2 separate regions of the Homo sapiens genome follow, and region 2 is linked to region 1. Evidence: chromatin loops called from intact Hi-C (ENCODE). Cell type or tissue: heart right ventricle. All regions are shown on one strand. Links, peaks and the distances in the headings refer to the core of each region. The heading gives the core; the rest is flanking DNA. Region 1 overlaps LINC01768 (long intergenic non-protein coding RNA 1768). Region 2 has its middle 12 kb from the start of LINC01768.

Evidence for each region. Hi-C counts contacts between places; a loop is a spot of excess contacts. Peaks named below come from ENCODE experiments on the same cell type or tissue, not always from the same donor. Only the 100,000 strongest peaks of a DNase experiment are listed, where the experiment ranks them.
Region 2: it touches region 1 in a loop (2.1-fold over the local background); 22 of 110 quality-filtered maps call a loop at or near these places.

Annotation. Positions count from the first base shown.
Region 1 is chr1:109,887,830-109,903,915 of GRCh38, reverse strand. The region is part of intron 4 of LINC01768 (long intergenic non-protein coding RNA 1768); the gene reads right to left. Among named protein-coding and RNA genes, the nearest start is that of CSF1, 15 kb to the left of the region's middle. RefSeq lists an enhancer at 13,375-13,669 and a cis regulatory region at 14,355-14,779. In heart right ventricle, for the core only: no CTCF peak of the experiment used is centred there; a DNase peak (open chromatin) is centred at 2,047.
Region 2 is chr1:109,814,688-109,817,187 of GRCh38, reverse strand. No RefSeq gene overlaps it. Among named protein-coding and RNA genes, the nearest start is that of LINC01768, 12 kb to the left of the region's middle. RefSeq lists a silencer at 392-471 and enhancers at 642-691, 842-961. In heart right ventricle, for the core only: a CTCF peak has its summit at 1,153 (motif pointing left); no DNase peak of the experiment used is centred there.

The sequences.
Region 1 (16,086 bases), core at 799-3,298:
TGACCAGAAGGAGCTCACCATAGAAAGCAAACCAGGTTCACATGCATCTTATTTTCCACAGCTATAGCCCCCCATGCTGTACTCACTCAATAAATATTTGCTGATTGATTGAGGATAATTGATCCTGGACTCCTGTGCCAACATTCCTTGAAAAGCTGGGAACTGCCTGGCCCTGGGCCTTTCCTAACAGAGATGGAACAGCCTGGCATAGAGTCTCTCTCCCCTTCTTTCACCCCTGATTAGGTCAGATATTTGCTTCCCTTAAAGCTCATAAAGTGCTATTTCATTAAATTGTGTCTTCAGTTATGCAAAAACAGGGTCATGCCAAGGCTATTTTACTGCAAAGAAAGCAGAGAACCATAGAAGATATATTTTTAGAACATGACAATAGAAGTCATACTCCAGTTCTGCCTTGAATTAAAAGAAAATCATTGAGCACACGCCTAATTCTTTAAGCCAGCTTAAAAGAAGAATCTTCCTAGAGCTGAGTTTGGAGGAAACCAGACTATGGGTTCATGTCTTCTTGGACACTCCATGCCCCTAAGCAATTTCACCCCTTTTTGCAGGTGGGAGCCAGGACTCAAGAGGAAAATTGAGCGTATGCCTCTGGAATCACTAGCACTTCTCCCTACATTCCTTAATTTGCTTACTTAATGAACATCTATTGAGCACCTACCTAGGCACTAGGGCTAAAGTTATTAACTAGGACCATGTTTTACTCCCAGGAAGCTCACAGTCTCATGGGAGGAGGAGACCCTTGAGCTGCATTGAGAGCAAAAGTGCACGTGGCACAGAAGTAGGGAAGGAGCATTCATTCCAGAGAGAGGGAACAGCATGCACAAACTCAGGAGAGGCGAGGGCAGTGTAGTGGGTTCTGGGTAGTATAATTACTCAGGAATGATTGGAGCTGGGGAGGAAGACTAGAGGAAGTGAGAGACAGGCCAGACCAATCCCATTCATTGGGCATCTGTAGGTCATACACGTGACATTTGACTTTACATTGAGAACCACTGAGGATGCTAGGAGATGACAGGATTGGATCCATCCATTCAATGAATGTTTTCCAAGCATAGGGCACTGTCTGATGGGGTCCGTGAAGAGGCACATCTGGTGCTGCCTGGACTTGTCCTTAGGAAATGCAGCATCTCATTAGGAAGTGAGGGCTTGGGGGAGTGCCAGACACTTATACAGGTTTACCAGCGAAAGGGAAGGAGCCCACAGAGGGAGAAGCTAAGCAGATGGAGAGACAAGGCCACTGAAGGAGCAGGGTCCTGGGGATAGGCAGGGGTGAGATCAAGGATATGAGGAGAGGGTCTGTGGGGTCAGAGAAATGGATATTTTGCCTTTGAGGTCCAAGATGTGGGTTTGGCAGAAGGAACAGAGCTCAGGAGACTAAGTGCTGCAGAGGGAGAAATTTGGGTAATCAGTGGTGGATCCGGTGAAGAGCGAAGGCGGGACCAGGAAACAGTCATTGTCTCATTCAACAAACAAGACAAATGCTCACGGATCACCACATGGGGACCAGGGACAATTAGGAACCAGATTGCCATGGTTCCCACCCCCAGGAGCTCAAGGTCTCCTGCCATCCCTGCTTGCCCCTCCCATGTCTTCTTGTTGGAATCTCCTTGTACTCATCTTTAGGGCCCGTCTGAAATGTCCCCTCCTCGGGAAACATTCCCCCTTACTCTCAACAGGAATGCTTCCTCTCTCCTCTGGCCCCATGGTTCTTGGTCTCTGTGTCTCTCTTGTGTTTATGTACATTTCTTACCCTTCTTCTTACTGAACTATGAGAGTAGAGATAGCTTTTATCTCCCATGGAACCCATATATACTAGGTGCTCAATAAAGCTTTGTTGAATGGATGAATGCATGAGTGAATGAATGGATTTTACGAATCCAGATCATTCTCTCTGCTGGAAGTAACCTTTTCCCTCCCCTATTTCTAAGCTAAGCTCCACCCTTTCATCCCACTGTGGCCTGTCCCAGTGCTGACTGCTGTGTCACATGCTTGTCATGGGCCCTCTGCACTTGGGTGAGGTCATGGGTTCTGGCAGGATGCCATAGCTGCAGGTCAGAACTCACTCTGTCAATTTAACCCAGGTACTAGCAGAACTCGGGGTGCTTGTCTAGGCTCTCCAAAGGCTGCAGAGACCTGCATGCATACAGGATGCTGGGGCACCTGTCAGGCCTTCCTCGCTCTTGGTCTGACCTTGCTCTGCTCTAGCCCTCATGTGGCATAGCAGTCCTACCAGTGGGCATTGTCCTCCCTGCTGTGGCCTCACCTAGTGCTGACAGTGGCTCCACACACCCACAGAGTAAATGCTAGCACCCTTGACTGATGCCAGGGCCTTCTTCGTGTTGGTCCCCACCTTCTGCTTCCATCTTGTTTTCCATTATGCACCCCTACACCTGACAAAAATTCAATAGCCATGCCCTGGATAAATCTTTATTGAATGTTTTCTGTGTGCCTGGCTTAAGGTTACGTGCTGGGATTTCCAAAGTAGAAGACAGTCTACTGTCAGTGAGCTCACAGTCCAGTGGGCTGTAGGGGTGGGGCTGGAAGCAGGCAGTGACAGCACCCCATAGTTAGTGCTATCGGGGAGGAAGCCCAGGTTGCTCTGGGAGCCTTAAGGAGAAAGTCCAGGGTCAGGCTCAGTTTTCAGGGATGATGACAGGTGAGCCAAGACAAGGACAGAAGGGAGGGGCAGGGAAGGGGATCCCAGGCAGAGGGAGCAGCAAAGGCAAAGTGGGGAGGGGAGTCTGGCTTGGTGTGGTGAGTGTGAGTGGCAGAGGGTTGGAGGGGAAGAAGTCTGGCAAGGCTGGCAGAGGCAAAGCCACAGAAGGTGTCACTATGCCTCCATCCCCACCTGTGGAAATAAACCCCCTCAAGGCCCTCTCGGCTGCTCTCTTCACCAACGAGAGTTCTGTTTCCCTGACCCACATGGTCTCATCTTCCTCAGAATCTCAGTGGCACTTTACATCCCTCTCCTAACCCTTTTCCCTGTGCCAGCTTATTTGCAGCTTCCGTCTGTGCCTGCCCTACACACCTGTACCTGCCTAGAGTAGGGACATGGAGTTTCAATACCCTGCACAAATACTGAGTGAGGATCTAGGTCTTGGTACCGGAGCACAGTGGAGAGTGAGACAGGCGAATTGAAATACCTCAGTCCCCACCCAAATGACCCTGTCCCTCTTTCAGGCTCCCCAGTGAATCATCTGGAGATTGCTCCATAAGCAAGGAATCTATTCAAGAGGAGGACCATCATGTCATGCCCCTTATTGTGTGACTTTTGGCAAACTGTAGAACCTCTCTGATGGGGATAGAAGTAACTCCTCCCTCAGGGCCTTGTCATGAGCAAATGTGATGGCAAATGTGAAGTCTTGGTAAACTTTAGAGCAGCCTCCAAAGTCCAGAAGATTAGGAGTAGGGAAGCCTTTCCACTGCTCCTCACCAGCATACACTTTCCAGGACATGCCTCCACGGCGGAGCGTCTCAGACCAGGCCTCTGCACCAGGATGGGGCTGACCTGTTCAGCGCTCACTACACCTTCCAGCAGCTTGTCCCATCCTCCCATCCTCCTCGACACCTGCCCCCTTTTTTTTTTTTCATTTCTTATAAGTAAGAAGAAGCTTCTAGCACTTCTAGGCGGCCTCATGAGTAAAGCTGTGATTTTCAAGGCTGCAATTTTTCTTCTGATTCTAGAGGATTTACTTCTTGTCGTGTGTGTGTGTGTGTGTGTGTGTGTGTGTGTGTGTGTGTTTTAACCTCTGAGTTGGACTGCATCCAAATTTCAACATCAGAAGAATGGGAAGTTCTTGAACATGTTTAAACTGTGAAGCCCATAGAAGCCAGATCATTCTTTTGTGGAACTACAAAAAAAAAATTTCTTTTTTTTGAGATGGAGTTTCGCATGCAGTGGCACGATCTCAGCTCACTGCAACCTCCGCCTCTTGGGTTCAAGCAATTCTCCTGCCTCAGCCTCCTGAATTGCTGGGACTACAGGCTTTAGCCACCACGCCCAGCTAATTTTTGTACCTTTAGTAGAGATGGGGTTTCACAATGTTGGCCAGGCTGGTCTTGAACTCCTGACCTCAGGTGATCCACCTGCCTCGGACTCCCAAAGCGCTGGGTTTACAGGCATGAGCCACCTCACCCGTCATCTTTTTAAATAACAGTGTATTCAACCTTAAATTAACCTAAATTGTGTTAAATCAGAGACTACTGGATCCTTGTTCTTGCTATGGTTTTAACACATCCCCCAAAAGTTCATGTGTTGGAAACTTAATCCCCAATATGACCATGCTGGGAGGTGGGGCCTACTAAAAAGTGATTGGGCCATGATGGGAAGTCCTCATGGATGGATTAATGTTATCATGAAAGTGTGCTGTTATCCATTGAGTCTGGCCCCTGATGCTTCTCTCTCTGTGTCTCACATGCTTGCTTGCCCTTCTACTCTGTTATAACGCAGCAAGAAGGCCCTCACCAGATGCCATGCAGATGCTGGGGCCATGCCCTTGGACTTCCCTGCTTCCAGAACTGGGGAAATAAATTTATTTTCTTTATAAATTACCCAGTCTCGAGTATTCTGTTATAGCAGCAGAAAACAGACTAAGACAATTCTCATGTAGACAACTCATAGCAGGGGTCAAAGTTTAAGGAAAATGTTGAGACCTCAAGTCCTAAGTGGGGAATATTCTACACTCAATCTTCAGATTGGGAAGGTTGGGGGTGTTTATGTATGTTTATGGGTAGGACTCCGGCTCTAGGAAACAGAATTTGAGAGCTCTGGGTCCCAGAATCAGGCCAAGCCTCAAAAACAATAGCCCTGGGTCATCAGGGCTCTGCTGGACTTCCAGCTCTCCTTCCTGCTGTGCTGCTCCCATGATGACGTTGGCCAGCCTATCCCTCCCACCCCACCCACCACCTCCTGATCATTCTTAGAAAGGGAATGAAGCAGGTAACATTCTTAGAAAGGGAATGATTAGTAACATGGGCTGGAGCAAGACTGCCTGGATTCAACTCCAGCCTCTGTACTTACTAGCTATGCAACCTTGGACAAGCCTTCTGTGCCTCTGTGCTTCAGTTGCCTTATCTGTAAAATGGAGATAGTAACAGCACTGACCTTAATTGTACTGATGAGGATTAACTGAGTTACTACAGGGGTCTACAGATCTTTTCTGTAAAGGGCCAGATAGTAAATATTTTTAGAATCTGCCATTATTCATCCCATGTCTGACAAAAATCGGATAGCCATCCACGGGATAAATCTTTTTTTTTTTTAAGACAAAGTCTTGATCTCTTGCTCTGTCACCCAGGCTGGAGCATAGTGGCACGATCTTGGCTCACTGCAACCTCCGCCTCCCAGGTTCAAGTGATTCTCCCACCTCAGCCTCCCAGGTAGCTGGGACTACAGGCGCCCACCATCATGCCCGGCTAATTTTTGTATTTTTAGTAGAGATGGGGTTTCACCATTTTGGCCAGGCTGGTCTTGAACTCCTGACCTCAAGTGATCCACCCAACTCGACCTCCCAAAATGCTGGGATTACAGGTGTGAGCCACTGTGCCCGGCTGATAAATCTTTACTTAATATTTACTATGTGCCTGGCTCAAGGTTAAGTGCTGGGATTTCCAAAGTAGAAGATAGTCTACTGTCAATGAGCTCACAGTCCAGCAGAGCTGGAAGGGGTGAGTGAGCCTGGTAAGCAGCCAGTGATGGCATCCCATAGTTAGTGCTGCGGAGAAAGAAGCCCAGGTTGCTCTGGGAGCCTCCAAGAGAAGGTCCAGGATCAGGTGCAGCTTTCAGGCCGATGACAGGTGAGCCAAGGAAAAGAGAGAAGGGTGGGGCAGGGAAGGGGGTCCCAGGCAGAGGGAGCAGCAAAAGCAAAGTGGAGAGGGGAGACTGGCTCGGTGTGGTAAGTGTGAGTGGCAGAGTGTTGGAGGGGTAAGGAAAAGCTTCTAGCACTTCTAGGAGGCCTCAGGCTCTGTCACAACTACTCCACTCTGCCATTGTATCATGAAAGCGGCCATAGACAATATGTACATGATAGGCATGTGTTCCAATAAAATGTATTTATAAAAACAAGCAGGGAGCTGGATTTGCCCAGAGGCCTATAGCTCACTGGCCCATGAGTTAATATGTGAAATAAGTACTTGTCATGTAGTAACACTCAACCAATGTTAGCAATTATTATTCATCATGAATCAACTAAATATTTGAGCACCTACTCTGTGCCAGGCCCTGTTCTGAGTGCTGGGGATATAGCCATGAACAACACAGACAAGGTTCCTGCTCTCGGGGAGCTTCCATTCTAGATGGCAGAGACAAAAATAAACAAGGAAACGAGAGAAAATACCAGTTCGTGGTAAGTGCTGTCTTAAAACTAAAGCAGGGACTGTGATAGTGATGTCAGGGTGGAATACGTCACTGCGGTGGCCAGCAAAGGCCTCTTGGAGGATGTAACGTTTAAGCCAAGACTAGCATGATGAGAAGGAGCCAGCTCTGTGGCAACTGCAAGAACAGAAATCCAGGCAGGAAAAAGCAGCTCAGGCTCTTGCTTCTGCTTTTGCCCTTAGCCCAGCTGCAAACCAGAGGCAAGGGTCTGCAATGCTGGGAGGGCCAGGAGGGGAGGGGGACAGCAAAGAGAGGACAGAAAGGAACATCTCTTTGGATCTTGCAACTCTGGGTGCTGCAGAGGCTGTGGGAGGGGGTGTTTCTCCTCATCCTCTTGATCCTTAGCCCATCTCCCAGGATACAATCCTTTTCTTAACATCCCGGCCCTCAACCCAACACCCCTCTCTCCTTTCTCCTCCATTCCCCTCACCGATTGGCTGAAAGCCCTCAGCCTAGGCATGGCAACATCTCTGCTTCGCACATCTGTCTCTGAGTCCCAGGCTTGCTTGAGCCAGTTTACCCATTACTTAAAGCCGGTGGTGCCACCCAGCTGGTGAGTAGGACGATCTGTAGCTGCTTCCTCCTGTACAACGGGTGTTTGGAATTCCATACACAGAGAAAGAGGTGGGTTTCACTGGAGCCACTCCCGGACACAGGTTTGCTTCCGTTGTTCTCCAGTTCAATGTTTCCTAAGCTCTTTTCCGATTGAGAAAGCTTCTCTGTGCATGTAGTTTCTGGCCCCTGCAGATGCTGCAAGCCCCCTCTCTTTCCCGCTCTCCACCCACAATGTGCAGCCTTCTCTTATTAGTTGAACATTCTGGCTCACACAGAATTCTAGAGGATGGCCTAGCCTAGGAACCAGACTACACAGGTGATGTTGCTCCTCTACAGAGAACAAATCCTCAACTCCAACAGCTTCTGGAGCTGGAGCCAGCCTGCTGAGGTTCCTACCACGTTGGTTTCTCACTTGCAGCTTCTACACCTGAGGGACATGTTTCCTGACCTGGTCCCAGCCTCTAGTTATGCCCTTCTGGGTAGCGCTCTGTCCCTCCTTCAATTCTCACTTCCTTTAGACACCTTCCCAGACTGTGTCCCCAACTCGGATGCCCCCTGGTTCCAGCATGTCCCTCAGGATGCGAGCCTCAGCCCTGGTTCCAGGATCTCCCTCCGGATGCGAGCCTCAGAACCAGCTCTGACTGGTGTGTCCTTCTCACCCCAACGTGCCAGGCATAGGGGTCTGAAATGGCACCTCCTCTCTCTGTGTCCCTCACATCTCGGCTGGCTGTGAGAGGGTTTCCAGGGCTACCAGACTCACCAGCGACTGGTGCTGTCAGGCTGGCTGTCATGTGGCATGGTGGATCCCACAGGCGGGTGGGCAGCATGGGGTGGGGTCGGTGTGTCCTCCAGCCCATTTGGGAGGCCTCCACCGCCCCAACTCTTTGTTGTGCCGCGTTGCTATTTTGGTACCCAGGAAGCTGGCCGGAAAAGGGAAAGTCTGACCCCTCTTCCTGTCAACAATGACTTTCTGCTTAGAGCTGACCCTTCTGGGGTGAGTCACCAGGAAGGGCAATCTGCCTCTGCCGAGGGGAGGAGGAACACCAGGAGGGGAGGCTCACTGTCCAGGGTCACCGAGGCTTGTGGCTAGACCAGGGTCTTCCTGCTGAAGAAGGGGCTCAGAATAGTCTGCCTGCTGACCCCCAAAAGTGGAGGTGGCCTCCAAATCCCTCCCCTAACTCCTCCCTGTCCTGCAGTTTCACCTGCAGGTCACACCAGATTGATGTCCTTAAACACAGCTGTGACCATGTCACATCTTGATTATAATCTTCAGAGGCTCTTTGTTGCCTCCAGAATGAAGTCCAAATGCCCTCACTTGGCCCCAACCTCCTCTTCGACCTCCTCACCCCCTGCTCCTTCATGCCTTCTGCTCCACCAGGCTGGCCTCTTTTGCTCCTGCATGTGACACAGCACACACAGCCGTCTCCACACTTCTGCCTTCGCCATGCCCTTCTCCATCATCCCCCTCCTTGGAATGCCTTTTCCTTTCCAGATGCACCATTCCCATTTCCAATCCCACATCACCCTTCCATCTATCCAAAAAATATTTAATGAGCACCTTCTGTGTGCCGAGTCCAGTGCTATGAGCTGAAGTTTCCACCTCCAATGAGCTAGACAAGCACTCATGGGCCTGTCAGGCTTGCAGAAGGTACAGAGACATACTCAGGCACTTGCAATGTAGCACCTGGGAGGGACACCTCACCCACCTCGAGATCACAGAAGGTGGCTGGTGGAGGTCACACCCCTGCTGATTTCCTGGGGAGTGAGTAGGAGGTAGGTGGGTAAGGGAATAAGGGCTGGAAGCTGGCAGCAAAAATGTGTGGACCAGAGGAACCAGAAAGTAGGAAGACCTCAGTCAAGAGTCAGTGCATTCTAGGAACTGAAAGCTGGTCATAAAATTTGGAGTAGAAGGTGTGAGGTGGGTGGTGAGAAGAGGCGGGGAGTGGCCCAGTGGTCCCTCACAGTTTGGTCTTTATCGTAAGAGCCAGGAGAAGCCAGTGAATGGTTTATAGCAGAGGTTCACAGTGTGCAAATTTGCATCTTGGAAAGTCCAGAGTGACTGGAGTGGGGACCACAGATTGGAGGAGGGTGAGCTGCAGGTGGGGAGACTTTACATGGGAACGGTTTATACAGTCTGGGCCAAGGTCATGGTGGCGTGAGTCGTGTTCCCCCTTAGCCTCCAGCCACATTCGCCTTCTTTACATCTCATTTCCCACCTGGGGCCATTGCACTTGCTCTTTCCTCTGCCTGAAACACTGTGTCCCCTGACACTCACATGGCTTGTGCATCCAAATAATCCAAGTTTCTGTCTAGAGTGGACCCTGACCGCCATCACTCTCAATGTGCTTCCCTTGCTTTAATTTTCATCTTGGCATTTATCACTCCCCGACTGATATGTTGTAGGTTGTGCATGTGTTTCTCTATCTCCATCACTAGAATGAGACCTCCCTCAGGGGAGGGGTTTAGTCTGCCTGCTTTGCCTTCACTTTGGAGGTACCTGAGGCATGCCCAGTGTGGACATCTAGTAGACACTGGTGATGGGATGCAACCGGGAGCATCTGACTCACCAGGAAGCACCATAGCTGCACTTGTGGCAGGGAACGGGATGGTGGGGGTGACAGCAGAACTTCAGTCAGAGTGGGAAGAGAAGGGGCCTGGAAGAGAACCCGAGGTCTGCAACACCTCTGCCTCAGGTAGAGGAGAGGAACCCTCAGAGGAGGAAAGAAGGGATGGTCAGAGAGTGGACCTTATACAAGTGCTGCGCTTTGTGCCTCAGATGGGTGCTTTAGGTTGTGTGGTGCAGCACCGAGGTACCAGGGAGTGGAGATTCCTGACAGGAGGAGCGGACCAAGAACATTGCAAGCCTCAGAGAGCTGGAGGCTGCCAAAGCCCCCTGGGGTAGGCCACTGCAGCTTCCAGAGTGTGCAGACAGACTCCAGGCACAGTGGGGAGGAAAAGAGGAGTTTGGCTGAGGAGAGATGGAAGACGGGGAGCGCTGTGGTGAATAATGACCACAGCCTCTTTAACTGCTCTGCTGGCCCCGCTTTGCCAGCAAATTCTCCATGCAGAGTAATATTTTAAAAGCATAAATCAGATCATGTCACTCCCTTGTTCAAAACCATTACTTAGAATAAAATGCAAACTCCCTAAAGTGACAAACAAGGCCCTAGGGGACCTGGCCTTACCTTGTCCTCTGACTTCTTCTCCCCGGAACTGTGTCCTGCTCACTCCACTACTACCCCTCGACTCCTTGCTGGTCCCTAAGCAAGCTGCTCCCTGCCTCAGAGCACTGGCTGGTGCTGCTCACTCTTCCTGGAAGGCCCTCCTGGATATTGTCACCTGGCCCTCCCCTTCACCACATTCAAGCCTCTGTTCAAATGTCACCTCCTCAGAGAGGCTCTTGCTGAGCATCCTAAGATAGAACTCTCCACCCTTTGTCACTTTTCCTTATTTTTTGCGTGGAAGGCAATTATATTTATTATGTATTACATGTTTGTGTATTTGCTGGCTTCCTTCTTGTTCATCTTCCCCACTAAAGTGTGAGCTCCAGGAGGACAGGGGTTTTGTCTGCTTTGTTCACTCTACATTCTTAGCCCACAGAACAGCCCACAGAACAGCACATAGCACACACTGAGCACACAATAAATGTGCTGAATGGATGTTCGACTAATGAACAACAATCTCTAAAGCGAATTCGCAAGGAGTCTGACATGCAATGGCTCAGCACAACAGCTTTGCAAAGGGGCATCCCCATTTTACAGAGGAGCAAGCCTGGACTTGGAGTAGCTGAGTAACTTGGCCACAGGCAGAGCCCGAGCTTACTGGATTGTAGGCCGTGACCACAGACCAGCTCTTCTTACCCAACTGGGGGACCCTTTCAGAGAGGAACAATCTAGGCCCTCCCTCCACCTTCTCCTAGTTTCAGTAGGGAGATGAGAAGACAATGTGGGGAATAAAGAAGTCCAGCGAGGAGCGCTGGGAGGAGAGGAGGAGGAGGAGCCCCAAGGAGCCGGCTGCTGGAGGAGAGGGCGTCTGTCTTGGCTCCTTGCCGAGGCCTGAGGAGAGAGGCTGTCCTTTGAGTAAGAATTACATGCCCTACATCCCAAGCTAAAGGGCACCTTGGATCCCAAAGCCCACTTCTACCTTCAGGGGATGAGCAGAGATTTGCCTCAGGATGGGAGGGCCCTTCCTAAGGAAGCCCTGACCCTCTGGAAACTTCTCCCTCTCCACCTCCCCACCACCCACTGCAAGCTGCTGGGAATTCCCCACTTCCTGGTAGGAACTATAGAGCCCCAGGGGGAGTTTCCTCAGCCCTGGAATTCAGGACACTTTCCTGCTTTTATGATACTGTCTTCACCCTCTGCATACCAACCCCTCCCCAATACAAATTGGTGGCAAGTAGGTGGAGGAAGGAGGGTCCACTGGAGAACCCCCCCTTACCACCCAGCCCAGGAGCAAACAATTTCTCCCCAGGGCTCAGAAGCTGCCTGTGAGCTTCTTGTTTGGGGCTCACACTGAGTTCCCCCTGTCCTTTATTTGAGATGAGTGACTCGTGACACCACAACTGCTGAATCTACAGCCTCCAAAACCATGCTGGGGTCCAATCTCTAGCCCGGGCAGGAGGCATTCTGCTGGTGCATCTCAGTGTGCCCCCACGCTGTCCCGGTAAGTCACTCCAGCCTGGTCCCTGGAGTTCTTGGCCCTGTCTCTGCTTGCTGGAAGTGCCCCTTCCCTGTCCGTTTCCTGGCAGCGTGTAGGAAAGAATGATGGACAACAGGCCAAAGCTGGGAGGTCTTGTTCGGTCAGCCAGCCTCAGGGAGCCCAGCTGGGATGAGCATCAGCTTGCTGGCATCTGGGGTCTAGACAGCAGTCACATGAGTTGTGTGCACTTGTCTAGTCTGAGACACATCCCAGGCCAACTGTTTGCTCATGTGTCCCCAGAGCACCTGCTACTTCCGGGAAGCTCTCTTGTAACTCATTTCAGAAAACACCCAATCTGCCAAGGCTTCGCTACAAGGCACTGGAAGAGAGAAGAATAAAAGAATGGAGAAGACAGAGCTCCTGCCTTCCAGGAGTCTAGAGGCCCATCCTAACAATCATCACTGTGGTTTAAGATGTGCCAGCCTCTGGAATGAGGTGTGGGGACTCAGCGATAAGTAAAACATTTCTCTGAACTTCAGAAATTTAGATTGTAGCTGGGGAGAGAGACATATAAACTGGTAATTCTACTACATGGTGGAATTACCTGAAAAGCCAGGCAGCTCCTCCCTCCAGCCTCAGCTGAGATGTCATCTTCCCACAGGAAGTCTTCCCTGACCCTCGTCTGGGTAGACGTCCTTCAAGCATCACAGCATATACCACTAAGCTGTGCCATTGCCTGGCAGCCTAGCAGAAACTCCCATTCCCCCATCACCAAAACATGAACACTCTGAAGGCAGGGACTGGCCTTCTGTCTTTGTGTCCTCAGCGTCTCACACAACTAAACATATTTATAGATAAGTGTTACATGAACGATTTCTAAACAGTTGACTGCAATACAAGGCTGACAATATATGCTAAATAGAGATTTGACAACATGCTGGCTTTGTTGTAGAGAAAGGGCTGATTAATTTTGAACTATGAGGATAAAAAAGGCACCAAAGAGAAGGTGTGATTGCGGCTAAGCCCTATGGGATGCACAGGCTCTTGCCAGCCAGAGAAACAGGAGGAGAGCATGAGTCAGGAAAGTACATGCTTTGTTACAGCTAACATACAAAAGCCCACAGGGACTGGCGCATAGGACATGGAGGGAGGAGATGTAGGTGGTCAGGCGAGGAGGAGTCTTGGTATCGTGCTAAGCAAGGAGTGTCGTCTTTGTTCTGTAGACACAGAGACCCTCTGAGAAGTTTCCATGACAGGAGTCATCTAAACTGACCCGCATTTTGCAGAGGCTCTGCTGACGGCTGTGGGAAGGGTGTATTTTGGAGAGTTTATTTCTAGGAGTGTCCTCTCTTTGTCCTCTCTCCCCTGGAAGGGGGAGCTGGGGAAAGTTGGAGGGAAAGGGTGGAGCAGATAAATCAGTTAAGAAGCAATGTAATGTTAGGAGACTGGTGGCAATAACATGAATCAGAACAGGTACAGTGGGAATAAATAGAAAGAGGCAGAGTTGGTGACATGAGAGTGAGACTGAATTATCTACACAGAGTGGCTGGGAGGACATGAGAGAGGAGCAGGCTCCAGGAGTGGGGGAAGGGGAGGAGGCGTTCCATTCTGGGCTGCCATCAGCATGGGAGTAGAGGACGAATCTTAGATTTTCTCAATCCTGATTCATCTTGATAACAAGCTATGTGAGGACTTTGAGGAACCCATTTTGTTCAAAGCTTACACAAGTGACAAAATCTCTTCCTATTATGGAAACATCTCACAGAGCCCTCCCAGTTTTAACTACCACCATCCCACATACACCCACCACCATAGCAACCCACATGGTTGAGACACAGTGGGGTGTTGCCAGGAGAGGTAAGGTGTGGTGTGTACAGGGAGCCCCTGTCATCATCGGGATGACTTTATGTCCGTGAGAGTGGCAGCCCACACCCTAGCCTCTGAGCTGCTGGCTTTCCCCATCTCTGACAACCTTCTGTCCCACTGTGACTTGGCCACCCACTCCCATCACCACTCCCTAGACTTAGTCACCACCCAGAACTCCCTCACCTCTGAAATCACTAATCTTGATGGCCTTCTCTATACTCTCAGCTTCTCCACTCAATCACTTTGTCTACTCTTGACCTCTGACCCCATCAGGTACCCCGTCCATGGATCCCTCTGTTTTCTTTCAATCCAGCAGCCCCCTTTTTCCTGCATTCTCTTTTCTCACACCTGAGATGCACAGCTCAGAATTTTATTCATTCTCTCCTATAACATAAATTCCCCCTTGTTGCACCGCCTGCCAAAATTCCACCGGTGGATGAAGCAGCTGTCCTTTTCCTCTGAACTGCACTGGCATGACAGGTGATTCTGCAGGAGAAGGCCACAGTAGCAAGCTGGCCAGGTCCTCCAACACTGTGACCACCAAGCTTGGCTGGGTCCTCAGTGCTGCCTGCCATACATATTCTAGTCCTGGAAAAACCACCCTGGTAGACCGTATCCCTGTCCTCAAACTTTCCACATACTTACTTCCATCTGAATTCTCAGCAGATGTTATCTCCTACTCCTTTCAAAGATAAGACAGAAGCCAGCCAGGTGTGGTGGCTCATGCCTGTAATCCCAGCACTTTGGGAGGCTGAGGCAGGTGGATCACCTGAGGTCAAGAGTTCAAGACCAGCCTGACCAATATGGTGAAACCTTGTCTCTACTAAAAATACAAAAAAAAAATTATCTTGGGGTGGCGGCAGACGGCTGTAGTCCCAGCTACTTGGGGAGGCTGAGGCAGGAGAATCACTTGAACCCAGGAGGTGGAGGTTGTAGTCAGCCAAGATCGCGCCACTGCACTCCAGCCTGGGTGACAGAGGGAGACTCCATCTCAAAAAAAAAAAAAAGACAGAAGCCTTGAGGCAGTGAGTCTTCAGCCATCCTGCAGCTTCTCTTATCTACCGGCTGCACAGGTCCTCTCCACTTTGCCTCCTGGTTTAATGGAAGGCATACACTCTTCTATCTAATTTGCCCTCTTAGCTTCTGGATCCCAACCCTTGCTGCCATCTCAGGGACCTTGCCTATCCCCTCTTTTCCTTTATCTTCAGCTTCTCCCTCTTTACTCTCAGCTCCCCATCATTTAAACACATTCAAGTCTCTAATGTGAAATCGGGCCCTCCCTTGATTCTATCTCTTCCTCCAATGATTACCCTCTTCTTCCTAGGAAAACATCTCAAACACTTTCCATTTACGCCTCAACTCACTGTGATAGATTTTTCCTCCCTCACAAAATATAAATAAACTGCACCCAAACTACTAATGACCTTCTCCATACATTCAGTGAACAGTTTTAGCCCTCGCATGTTTGATTTTTCCACTGAGGGTCACTTCTTCTTTCTCCTACCCTTGGCTTCCATTACACTTTCCTGTTTGTCCTCCTCTACCCAAACCCTAAATATTGGACTTACTGTGACTGCCCTAGACCTGTCTCCTCTGTTTATTGCCCCTAAGCCACCCCCTGCACTCCTAATGCTTCAAGTGCTGCTCTAGGCTGGAAACTATGGAGGACACCTCTCTTCTAGACCCCTCCTGATCTTCAGATCCATGGGTTCAATTGCCTGTAGGGTTGACAGATTTAGCGAATAAAAACACAGGATGCCCAGTTAAATTTAATTTCAGATAAACAATGGATGCTTTTTTAGTATGAATATGCCCAATGCAATAGGACAGATTTATACTAAAACATTATTTGTCATTTATCTAAAATTCAGACGTAACTGGGCATCCGTATTTGATCTGGCAACCCTGCGTGACTTGACACCTTTATTCGAGACCCCCCCAACAGCAGCCCCACTCAGTATATCCACAGCTGACTTCCCAGGAAACAAACTCAACCATCCAGTGCGTTGTACAAATGAAAAACGGTAGGTTGACTTTGACTCCTCTGTTCTTCTTTAGCTCCCAAATCCTCTAAAATATCCCTAAAATCTGACCTCTTCTCTCCAGCAACAGCCATCATCCTAGTCAAGGCCACCCCATTTTTTACCTGCCACAGCAAGCTTGCTGGTCTCTAGTACGTGATTGCCACAAACAGCCCAATGGTCTTATTTAAATTCATATTTTATCATGGCTGTCACTGGTTTAAATTCTGAAATCCGAAACCCTTACCAGGGTCCCGACGCCCTGCCTTACCAGGGTCCCGACGCCCTGCCTAACGCGGCCCTTGCTCACCTCTCCCTCCTGTTTCTGGCCCATTCTTCCCCTTTCTCAATGCTCCACAGCCACATCGAGCTTCTTTCAGTTCCTCGAAAGTGCTGCTCTGGCCTTGGGTCTTCCCGCATGCTGGTCCCTCTGCCTGGAACAATCCTCTTCTCCTCTCCCTCTTTTCCTCTTAGCTAATGATAATCCTTTAGGTCTCAGGCCCTGTCCTTTGCTCTCCCTCCATCCTATTTTTCCCTTGTGGATCACTTGTCACCCTCTAATGGCCTGGCCAACGCCTGGTTCTCTGTTAGACTGTGAGCACCACAAAAGCA
Region 2 (2,500 bases), core at 1-2,500, 86 kb after region 1:
GCCCAAATCAGCTGCCCAGGACAGCTCGCTTTGCACAGAGAAAGGCTTCCCCATCCTTCCTCCAGCCAGCCAATACAATGCAGGAGGTAAGAGCTCTGATCCCAGAGCCCTTCAGGCTGGGTTCAAACCCCAGCTCAGCCACTTGGTAGCTATGTGCCCTTGTACATGTTCTTAACCTCCCCATGACTTTGTTTTCTCATCTGTACAAGGAGGATAATACTAATAGCTACCCCACAGGACAGTCATGAGCAGTGTATGGGTTAATAAACATTCCGTGCTTGGGACAATGCCTGACAATTATAAGAGCTATATAAGTAATTGGTTGATTATCATTGTTGTTATTATTTTCTGAACCAAGAGAGACTATGGATATCAATCAAAGCAGACAAAAACCTAACACGCTGCGGGAGGTTCTGTGGAGGAGGGTGCAAGGCCTGTTGGGTAAAGGAGTGTCACCATCCACAGGCAGGTGGCTCACCAAGGGGATTACATCAGGCAGAAATTGCCATTAATAGCAGTTCCCTCTTGGGCCAGACACAAGCCTACAGAGCACGAGGAAGTGAGAAATTTTACTATTGCAAGAATGAGAAATATTACTACTGGGCAGAATTCCATTTTTAGAACCTGGGAAGTTATTTTGAGGGTTGGTGTTTTCATTTTTTTTAATAGCCTCTGCACTCTAACAATACTCAGGGCAAGAACTGCTCTGAGGAGAAACCAGGGCACAGTGGGGAGCCCTGCCAGCCTCTGTGGTTGCTGGGCAACCCCTCACCACCAGCCAGGCTAGTGGAGAGCAAGAGTAGGCTCCACATCCACACACCCCTCCTCACAAGTGCCAGAACTCATTAGATAAGCCCCTCTCAAGGATGTCTAGAGGAAGCAGCCTCATTTTCTTTTCAGCCTGGGCAGCTTGGAGTGAGGAAGGCAGGCCCTCAGGAAAGAGCACGCTGAACAGCTGCAGGCCAGCCTCACTTTTGACAGCTATGTCAGGTTCCTGTGGCTGCTGTCACAGATCGTCATGAATTTGGTGGCTTAAAACAACAGAAATGGATTCTCTCATAGTTCCAGAGGGCAGAGAAGTTCAAAATCAGTATCACTGGGCCAAAATCCAGTTTCAGTCAGGCTGCACGCCCTCTGGAGGTGTCGTGGGAGAATCTGTGCCTGGCCTCTTCCAGCTTCTGGTGGCTGCCAGCATTCCCTGGCTTGTGGCCACATCACTCCAGTCTCTGCCTCTGTAGTCACATGGCCTTCTCCTCTTCTGTTTTGACAAATCTCCCTCTGCCTCTCTCTTAAGGGTATCTGTGATTGCATTTAGGCCCTACTAGGATAGTCCAAAACTATCTGCCCATCTCAAGATCCTTAATCACATCTGCTATGACCTTTTTTTCCATATAAAGTAACATTCACTGATACGAAGGGATTAGGATCCAAAGTCTTTGGGGATTATGATTCAGCCTACTACCCATGCCGACATCTTCCTCTAACAAAGCAGACCAGCAACTCACCACTCCACCCCCTGGCATCCTGGCCCAGTCACTCTTCACCACCTGGCACCAGGTGGTACACCAGGCTCAGGATGACTGGGTACACGGCCCTGCCCCTGAGGCCCTACCCACCCTGGAGTTGTCTCTTACAGACCCAAAAACAGGCCAAGCAAGGCTGGAGTTTCCTGGAGCAGCAGGGGTGTTTAGCTACACACTCAGGATGTGGCAGCTCCCTTGAGGCCTCCAGTTACTGCCACAGAGGGAAATAGGGAGCTACAGACCAGAGGCCAGCACTGTAAAAATTTTCTTTAAAAAAATCTTTTTATTACACTATACAAATTCAATAAAGGAGTAGAAAAAATAGAAAATGCAAAGCCTGCGGAATTCTAGCCCCCAGGGATCATTATAAAATTTGTTGTGCAAGCAACCTTCCTTCTAGACCTTTTTCTATTCAGATAGAACCACAGACTTACAGTTTGAAAAACCACAAATGGCATTATATACTATACATTCTGTTTTTCAACCGGGTTTTTTCAATAAATGGTTTATTCTGGGTGCCTTTCATGGCAGTACATAGAGCATTTCTTCCATCTTTTTAAAGGCTGCGGAGGATCCCCCCACTCTCGGCCATGTGATTGAACCACGATTAAGTTACCCTGCTGATGGGCATTTGAATTGTTCCTAGTTTTGTAGCTGAAACCAATGTAGTGAGATAATTTAGGGAGAGACTAATATCTGACTAGTTTACATTGTTACAGGAGGCTCACACAGACAAGGAGGCATTTTTCTCTCACCTCCATATACCACCTCAACAGTACCTCAAAGCAGTCAAGCCTAGGATGAAGGAAGTGAGGGCTTCCCTTGCTCCCAAGAAGAATTAACAAAATGTTGTTCTCTGAGGCAGAGCCTTACTAGACAAAGAACCAGATGGTCTGCAAGGAGGAGGGACTCTGTCTTTGTGGAGAGGCTTCCACTGCAAGCACACAAACATCTCTTCTCAAACTGAGAGAATGTAT